Linked DNA regions of Homo sapiens: region 1 is linked to region 2. Evidence: read pairs that join two places in POLR2A ChIA-PET (ENCODE). Cell type or tissue: B cell. All regions are shown on one strand. Links, peaks and the distances in the headings refer to the core of each region. The heading gives the core; the rest is flanking DNA.

Region 1 (4,366 bases), core at 868-3,367, 260 kb after region 2:
CAAGGAAAAGGCCCTGAATTGAGATTGGCATTTTTTCAGAGTGCAGAAAGCATATACTGGCCTGGTTTTACATAGCCATTTCTTTTTGCACCGCTCCGTTTTTTTAAAAGGAGTGATCATTTTTATTGTAGTGAAATGCACATAACGTGTAATTTATCATGAGTAACATTCAGTGCATTCACAGTGTTGTGCCAACACCAGCTCTATCTGATTCCAGAACACTTTCATTCCCCAAAAGGAAACCCCGTCCCCATTAGCCATCACTCCCCACTCCTCATCCCCTAGCTCCTGACAACGACTCATCACTTTCTGTGTCTGTGGATTTGTCTGTTCTGGCATTCTGGACATTTCTATAAATGGAGTCACACCCCATATGGTCTTTCGTGTCTGACTTCTCTCACTCAGCATCATGTTTTTTAGTTTCATCCACGTTATAGCATGAATCGGTGCTTCCTTCCTTTTTTTTTTTTTTTTTTTTTTTTTTTTTTTTTTTTTTTTTTTGAGATAAGGTCTGGCCCTGTTGGCCAAGTTGGAGTGCAGTGGCACAATCTTGGTTCACTGCAGCCTCTGCCTCCCAGGCCCAAGCCATCTTCCCACCTCAGCCTCCTGAGTAGCTGGGATTACAGGCACACACCACCACACCTGGCTAATTTTTGTGTTGTTTTTTTTCTGTAGAGACGAGGTTTCGCCATGTTCCCGAGGCTGGTCTTGAACTCATGAGCTCAAGCGGTCTGCCGGCCTTGGCCTCGCAAAGTGCTGAGATTAGAGGCGTGAGCCGCCTCACTCAGCCTTCATTCCTTTTTATGGCCAAATAATATTCTGTTGGATGAATGGGCCACGTTGTGTTTTTCCATTTATCCGTTGACAGGCACTTTGTTACCACTTTTTGGCATTTCTTCGAGGATCTTTATAGTCTGACAGTTTGATTTTCATTTGGTGACAAGGGGATTGTTCTTACACAAGGCCTTGGTCGTACTGATGCTGTCAGCTGGAGGATGTATTTTGCTTCCTGTTCACATTGTCTGTGCGTGGGATGGTCATGAGTCAGGTGGTAGAGCGGGTGTGTTAGCCTTGGGGTATTTTGGTGAGACAATTCGGTTTAAGGAAGGAAACACGTTTTCAGGACCCGTACCCCAAAACACAACCATAACCCGAGGTCGCCACTTGGCTGAGCTGTCCCCCACAGGGACTTCAGGTCCCTGGTTCCTCCATCCCCAATCTGCTTCCTTCCATTCCCGCCAGAACCAGGGTATTTTCCAAGGGCAGGTTTCACATCCACTTGGGGCAGGGATCTTAAGCCACAGTAAGACTAATTTCCAGGTCCCAGGTCTCCTGGGAAACCCCAAAAGACTGAGCCCTGCCGAGTGAGAACATTCTCTGAAGCTCTGATAATCAAAACAGCGTGGCACCTCACAAGCCTCAGCAGCCCAGAGGCGGACCACATGTATAAAATAACGCCATGTGTAGTATTTAACAAAGGAGGCTCCCCAATCCAGGGAGGGAAGGATTCTTTCACAAAAGGCATGAAAACAGTTGCTTCCATGTTTGGAAGCAGTTTTGTTTTGTTTTTTGTTTGTTTTTTTGATACATGGTCTTGCTCTGTGGCCCAGGCTGGAGTGCAGTGGCATGATCACAGCTCACTGCAGCCTTGGCCTCATGGGCTCAGGCAATCCCCCTGCCTCGGCCTCCCGAGTAGCTGGGATTATAGATGTGCACCACCACGCCCAGCTAATTTTTTAATTTTTTATAGAGATGGCGTCTTGTGGCCAGGCACAGTGGCTCACACCTGTAATCCCAGCACTTTGGGAGGCCGAGGTAGGAGGGTCACTTGAGGTCAGGAGTTTGAGACCAGCCTGGCCAACATGGTGAAACCCCATCTCTACTAAAAATACAAAAATTAGCTGGGTATGGTAGTGTTCAGGCCCAGGTATAGGGGGTCAGCCCAGAGCTGTGGGTGAAAGGACAGGCCCATGGTCCCACCTGTGGGAGCAGGAGAGGACCAGGCCGATGAGCCTTGCAGGGGGCACGCCAGCTTGTGGTCCCAGCTAGTTTCTGCTCCCACCACCCCCATCCCACTCCCAGGGAGGGATGTCCCTTCTAGGGCTACCCCCTTCCCTGCAGCCCTGGCTGCTCAGCAGCCGCCTTGAGCAAGCCCTTATCCACTTCCTCCTGGCCTGGGGGCGGGGCACGCATCTGCCAGTCCTGTGACCGTCCCCTTCAGCCCCATCTCTGAGAGTGGGGTTTCCTGAGAGTCTGCCCTTCTGCCCCGCACACCAGGGGCCCAGAGCTGCAGAAGCCCCCACAGGCTTTGTTCCCAGCAGGGCTCAGAGGGCTCCTGGTGCTCCATCAGCAGTCCCTGGAGGACACGGAGCAGTCTCAAGTGCAGCCGTCCATGTGGCCTTCAGCCCTTGTGATTCCATGAGCTAGCATCAGCCGTCCCCTCAGTGGGTGGCAGAGGCTGCCGGGAGCAGAAGAAAGAGCCCATCCTTGGGTTCTCCTGGCTTCTCGCTCAGAGCTGCTCTCTGCTGTGAAGGAGGAAGTAGGCATATCCCAGTGAGTTTTGCGTCGCCTACATCCAGGCAGCTCAGCCATAAGTCAGCCCAAAGCCCGCCAGCTGGGAGCTGCACTGAGCCCCTGGTCACAAAAGTGAACGTCACAGGACGGGCCAACTCTGCCCAGGCCTCGCTGTGTGCACATACACAGGTGTACGCATGTATGTAGGCATGAACATGTGGGTGGACATGTGCATGCAAGTGTTTTGTGTACAAGCATATACGTGTGGCTGGGCACATGTGTGTGCATGAGTGTTCATATGGAAGTATATGCTGGGCGAGGCGGCTGGATCACTTGAGGCTAGAAGTTGGAGACCAGCCTGGCCAACATGGCAAAGCCCTGTCTCTATTAAAAGTACAAAAATTAGCCAGACGTGGTGATGCACGCCTATATCCCAGCTACATGGGAGGCTGAAGCACGAGAATCTCTTGAACCCAGTAGGCAGAGGTTGCAGTGAGCTGAGATCGCACCGCTGCATTCCAGCCTGGGTGACAGAGCAAGGCTCCGTCAAAAAAAAAAAAAAAAAAAAAGCGCTTGCACATATGTTTTTTCATACCTGTGTCCTTGTATGCATGTGCATGCATGTGAGTGTGTATACAAGCATATGACTATGTGTACAAGCATGTGTGTGCATAGTGTGTCCATGTGTGTGCTGTGTTTATATGAGCATGGGTGTGTCCTATGTTGTGTTCACAGAGGTGTGTTCATGTTTGTATACTGTATGCACAGAAGTGTGTGTATTCACATGTGTTTCCTCTGTGTACATGCAAGCACATGGAAGTACATATGCCAGTGCACACACACATTCATGCATGTGTGATTAAGACATGTATCTTGGCCAGGCACTGTGGCTCACACCTGTAATCCTGGCACTTTGGGAGGCTGAGGTGGGCGGATCACCTGAGGTCAGGAGTTGGAGACCAGCCTGACCAACATGGTGAAACCCTGTCTCAACCAAAAATACAAAAAATTAGCTGGGCGTGGTGGTGCACGCCTGTAATCCCAACTACTTGGGAGGCTGAGGCAGGAAAATGGCTTGAACCTGGAGGCAGAGGTGCAGTGAGCCAAGATCGTGCCACTGCACTCCAGCCTGGGCAACAAGAGTGAAACTCCCATTTCAAAAAAAAAAAAAGAAAAAGACATATATCTTCGGTTTGGGCTCCTGTATTCCTTACCTGGATTAGAAGTGCGTAAACCTCTGTCCATCTTCCTTGGCCCTGTGGAGCTGCCTGGGAACATTCCATGATTAACTCTCGTGGCGTCCTGGGACGACCAGGTGAGCGATACCATGTGGCACCTGGGAACCTGACGTACCTTTAGATTTCCGACCATCTCCCTGCTGTGGTGTCTGAGGAACTGTGCCTGGGCTCAAGGGCTGAACTTTTGAATACAGAGTAAGAAGTTTTAGAAAGATAAACTCCTGGGGAAATGGGATCTTTTAAATCCATGTAATTTTTAAAGCAGTTTTTTTGCGGGGGGTGGGGGGGGGGGTGGTTTGAGATAGGTTCTTGCCCTGTGGCCCAGGCTGCGGTGCAGTAGTGCAGTCACTGCTCACTGCAGCCTCCACCCGCTGGGCTCAAGTAGTCCTGCCACCTCAGCCTCCCAAGTAGCTGGGACTAAAGGTGTGTGCCACTATGCCCAGCTAATTTATTTATTTATTTATTTATTTATTTATTTATTTACTTTGTAGAGTTACCTAGTTGTGTGGCCCAGGCTGGTGTCAAATTCCTTGGCTCAAGCAATCTGCCCTCCTCAGCCTCCCAAAGTGCTAGGATTGTAGGCATGAGCCACTGCAGCTGGCTTTGTTGTTGTT
Region 2 (4,366 bases), core at 593-3,092:
ACGACTGCGGGAGAAAGCCAAGCTCATTTGCAATAGCAGCGTCCACCAGAGCACTTTGCAGAGCCTGAATGCTGTGGAAACTCTGGGTCTCGTTCCTGTCACTCACTCAGAAAGAGCCAGAGTGAAAAGATGTGAACTGTGCGTCCTGCATGTGGAAATTGCCTTTCAGCAGAGTCCCTGCCCGTGGAGTAACTCGGCTTTCAGGGCTAGATCTTGACAGGCGCCACACTGGTTGTATTTGGAGTTGGCTCTTCCTTTAAGTAGCTGCGGGTCCCCAACCGTGGAGGGCTGGCAGTCTTGTCTCCCCGTAGGTGGCTTAGGTGACAATGATGACGGTGCAGACCCATCGACTTGGGGAAAGGCTTGAAAAGAACTTTCACTTAGTAGCTACTCAGCAGGGCCTTGGTCATCGTGCTGCAGCCTGGGAACAGTCATTTCCAGGCTTAGGTGTAGAAGTTTGTTCTCTTCGGGGGCCCCTGGGAGCCCACTGGCTTCCAGTTGATATTGACACAGGTGCTGTCAGGTTTCCAGCCCTGTTTCCCAGCAGTCTGGGCTGTTGTTTGTGTGGCTTCAGGACAGAAACATGAGAGATATCCCAGGTCCAGGCCATGACTCGCGTGGCTTCAGGAGTCCTTTGAGCTTTCGGCTCCCTGGAGTCCTTTGAGAGGCCATCGTCTGAAAGCCTCACAGGGTTTCCCACACACAGAGGCCCTGGTGATATTCTTTCTTTCTTTCTTTTCTTTCTTTTTTTTTTTTTTTGTGACAGAGTTTCAGAGTTTCGCTCTTTACCCACGCTGGAGTGCAATGACACAATCTCGACTCACCGCATCCTCTGCCTCCCCAGTTCAAGCGATTCTCCTCCCTCAGCCTCCTGAGTAACTGGGATTACAGGCATGCACCAGCGCGCCCGACTAATTTTGTATTTTTAGTAGAGACGGGGTTTCTCCATATTGGTCAGGCTGGTCTTGAACTCCCGACCTCACGTGATCTGCCTGCCTCGGCCTCCCAAAGTACTGGGATTACAGGCATGAGCCACTGCACCTGGCCATCTTTTTTTTTTTTTTTTTTGAGACAGAGTCTCGCTGTGTTGCCCAGGCTGGAGTGCAATGGCACGATCTTGGCTCGCTGCATCCTCTGCCTCCCGGGTTCAAGTGATTCTCCTGCCTCAGCCTCCTGAGTAGCTGGGATTACAGGTGCCTGCCACCACTATCAGCTAATTTTTGTATTTTTAGTAGAGATGGGATTTCACCATGTTGGTCAGGCTGGTTTCGAAATCCCCTGACCTCATGATCTGCCCACCTCGGCCTCCCAAAGTTCTTTTTTTTTTTTTTTTTACTTTAATTGAATTATTTTTTAATTTTGAGACACCATTTCACTGTCACCCAGGCTAGAGTACAATGGCGTGATCTCAGCTCACTGCAGCCTCCGCCTCTGAGGTTCAAGTCATTCTCCTGCCTCAGCCTCCCAAGTAGCTGCTATTACAGGCATGTGCCACCACACCCAGCTAATTTTTGTATTTTTAGTAGAGACAGGTTTTCACCATGTTGGCCAGGCTGGTCTCGAACCCCTGACCTCAAGTGATCCCCCACCTCAGCCTCCCAAAGTGTTGAGATTACAGGCGTTAGCCACTGTGCCTGGCCTTTTTTACATTTTTAAAACAGAGACAGGGTTTCACCATGTTGTCCAGGCTGGACTCAAGTGATCCTCCTGCCTTGGCCTCCCAAAGTTTTGGGATTACAGGTGTGACCCACCACGCCTGGCCAGTATTCTCTGTTGCTTAGTTTTTCTAGTTTGACTGTTTTGAAGTATCTTTTTCCCCCCCCAATTTTATCACAAAGCCTGCCAGCTACTGACAAGTAGGGAGTGGCCCATAGGTGGTAAGGAAGGTGAATAAGAGAGTCCCAGCCTCGGGCAGCCTTTGGCGCAGGGTGTCTTCAGCTTTGGGGGCCAGACTGTTCTTTATGGCGAGGTGCCGTCCTGCACACTGAAGGGTATTTGAGCAGCCTCCCTGGCCTCCACCCACCAGATGCTTCTAGATGTGATAACCTAAAGTGTCTCCCGTGTTGCCGAGTGTCCCCTGGGTGGCAGAGTTGCTCAGGTTGAGAACACGAGTCTAAAGGGGAAGACAGACACAGGCCGTGGTGTGTGGCCAGTGACGACCTGGGGAATTTGGAGGAAGGAACAGCTTCTTACTGGAGCCTTGCCTTGGCCTCCTGAGTCAGCATCATTTACTGTCTGGTAATTCAGGCCTTGGTTGTAATGTCAGCTCCACAGAGAGCCCCCTAGTCCCTACCCTGTGTCATTCTTACACCACCCTGGGTTATGTATTTCAAAACGGCTAGGAAAAGAAGTTCAGAATGCATTGTTTCTTATTGGTTTTCCTTCCTTGGTTGACGGTGAGTCCTTAAGATGAGGTGGGCCCTGCACTGTCTTGTTCATGACTGTATCCACCTTCTGGAACGTCGCCAGGGAGCAGTGCATGGTGCAGGAATGAGAAACTGGATGCTGGTGGGAACATGGCCGCTCTCAGCTAGCGGGTCCTCTTCAGGGCAGACCCTGCCTCGTGGAAGATGACAGCTGGCTTGGACAGAGACAGAGATAACCCCTTAACGTGCAGCTCCTAACTTAAGCAGCCCCTCGACATTCAAAGGGAGCCCCCTGGCTGTTCTCTGGGGGAAGTCCCGCTAGTTGTCAACAAGTCGATTCTTGTGTTTGTATCTTCTTGGCTCATGGAGCAGGCGGTGACCCCTTCTCCGAGCCAGGCCCTGGGGTTTATTCAGAGGCCCTGCTTTCAGGGTTCCTGCACAGTCAAGGTGGGGGGTCCGATGAGAAACAGATGGGCAGATGCGGGTGGCGCATGGGAGAGGGCAGAGAGAGGATGGAGCAGGCCAGGGAAGGGTGGGAGGAGGTTGCTGTGGGCAGGACCTGTTTCATGAGGGACTGTTCCTGGTGGGGAGTGATGGCCTGAGGTGAGAGTGAGTGGGTGTGCTTGAGGAACAGCCAAGGAGAACGGCAGGGTCAGGAGCTGAAGGAGAGAAGGGGGAGAGGGAGCCAGGAGCGTGAGAACCACTGGATGGTTCTGGGAGGCGGTTCTGCTGCTGTGCTGAGAATGAGGGGTCAGGAGGCCCCTGGGAGACCAGGGAGGGGCCCCAAGTGATGGAGGCGGGGTAGACAGTGATGGAAACAGAGTGGATGGTGACAAGGACCAGAGAGGGTCCCAAGTGATGGGAACAGAGAGGATGGTGACAAGGACCAGAGACAATTCCCAAGTGATGAGGACAGAATGGATGGTAACAAGGAGTAGGGAAGGCCTCCCGAGTGATGGGGACAGAGGTGGACAGCAATGGCGACAGAGTGGATGGTGACAAGGACCAGAGACAGTCCCCAAGTGATGGGGACTGAGTAGACAGTGATGAGGACAGAGTGGATGGTAACAAGGACTGGAGAGGGATCCCCCGAGTGATGGGGACGGAGTGGACAGTGATAAGGACCAGAGAAGTGCCCTGAGTGATGGGGACAGAGTGACTGGTGACAAGGACCAGAGGGGGTTCCCATGTGATGGGGGCAGAGTGGATGATGATGTAGATCAGGAGCGGGGGTGTCAGTGAGAGTGAGAAGTCTGGGCTGATCTCAGGATGCCTGATTCTCTGGGTAAAAGTGTGGGCCCCTGCTGAGGTGCATAAGGCCAGGGCAGTTGGGGGGCTGCTATGTGTCTGTGCGGTGCCTGCCATTTGAGGCTCTGTTAATCAGTACCCAGGCGGGGCTGTGTGTGGATGCTCAGATGGACGTGTCGGCCACGCAGGATGGTTGTCATGGTGTGGGAGGCAGTTCGAACTCTGCCTGATGAGGCCACCCAGGGCACGGGGAGAGAGGAGGTGCCGGAAGAAAAAGAAAACTGGGCTTGTGCTGGGTGGTTTAGAGCAGCACAGTCGGCAAATGGTAGCTTGGAGACCAAAGCCAGCCTGGCTCGGTGTGATTGGTTGTGATTTTTACATTTTCAAAGGATTAAATTTTTAAAAATGTTTCATATTGTGATACTGTTCACATAACATAAAATCATCATCATTTTAAAGTGTTAGTATATTCACAATACTGTACAACCATCACCACTAATTCCAGAACATTAACATCACCCCAGGATCAAACCCTGAACCTCCTAATTCTCCTCTCCCCAAGCCCCTGGCAACCATGAGTCTGCTTCCTGTCTTTATGGATTTGCCCGTATGGACATTTCATATCAGTGGGGTCATACACCGTGTGGCTGTTGGTGTCTGGCTTCTCACTCAGCATCGTGTTTTCCGGGGTCATTCACATCGGAGCCGGTATCAGTGCTTCCTTCCTTAAGACTGAATCATTCTCCACTGTA

Evidence for each region. ChIA-PET counts read pairs that join two places held together with the same protein. Peaks named below come from ENCODE experiments on the same cell type or tissue, not always from the same donor. Only the 100,000 strongest peaks of a DNase experiment are listed, where the experiment ranks them.
Region 1: POLR2A ChIA-PET joins it to region 2 with 6 read pairs; 1 of 35 experiments calls an interaction of 5 or more read pairs at or near these places.

What each region holds. Positions count from the first base shown.
Region 1 is chr19:17,089,661-17,094,026 of GRCh38, forward strand. The region is part of intron 1 of MYO9B (myosin IXB); the gene reads left to right. SNORA118 (small nucleolar RNA, H/ACA box 118) reads left to right here and starts at 2,575; the gene lies at 2,575-2,705. In B cell, for the core only: no CTCF peak of the experiment used is centred there; DNase peaks (open chromatin) are centred at 1,041 and 2,181; H3K4me3 peaks cover 341 bases; H3K27ac peaks cover 1,695 bases.
Region 2 is chr19:16,834,179-16,838,544 of GRCh38, forward strand. The region is part of intron 3 of SIN3B (SIN3 transcription regulator family member B); the gene reads left to right. Among named protein-coding and RNA genes, the nearest start is that of SIN3B, 7.0 kb to the left of the region's middle. RefSeq lists enhancers at 83-172, 2,472-2,973. In B cell, for the core only: no CTCF peak of the experiment used is centred there; a DNase peak (open chromatin) is centred at 2,123; H3K27ac peaks cover 927 bases.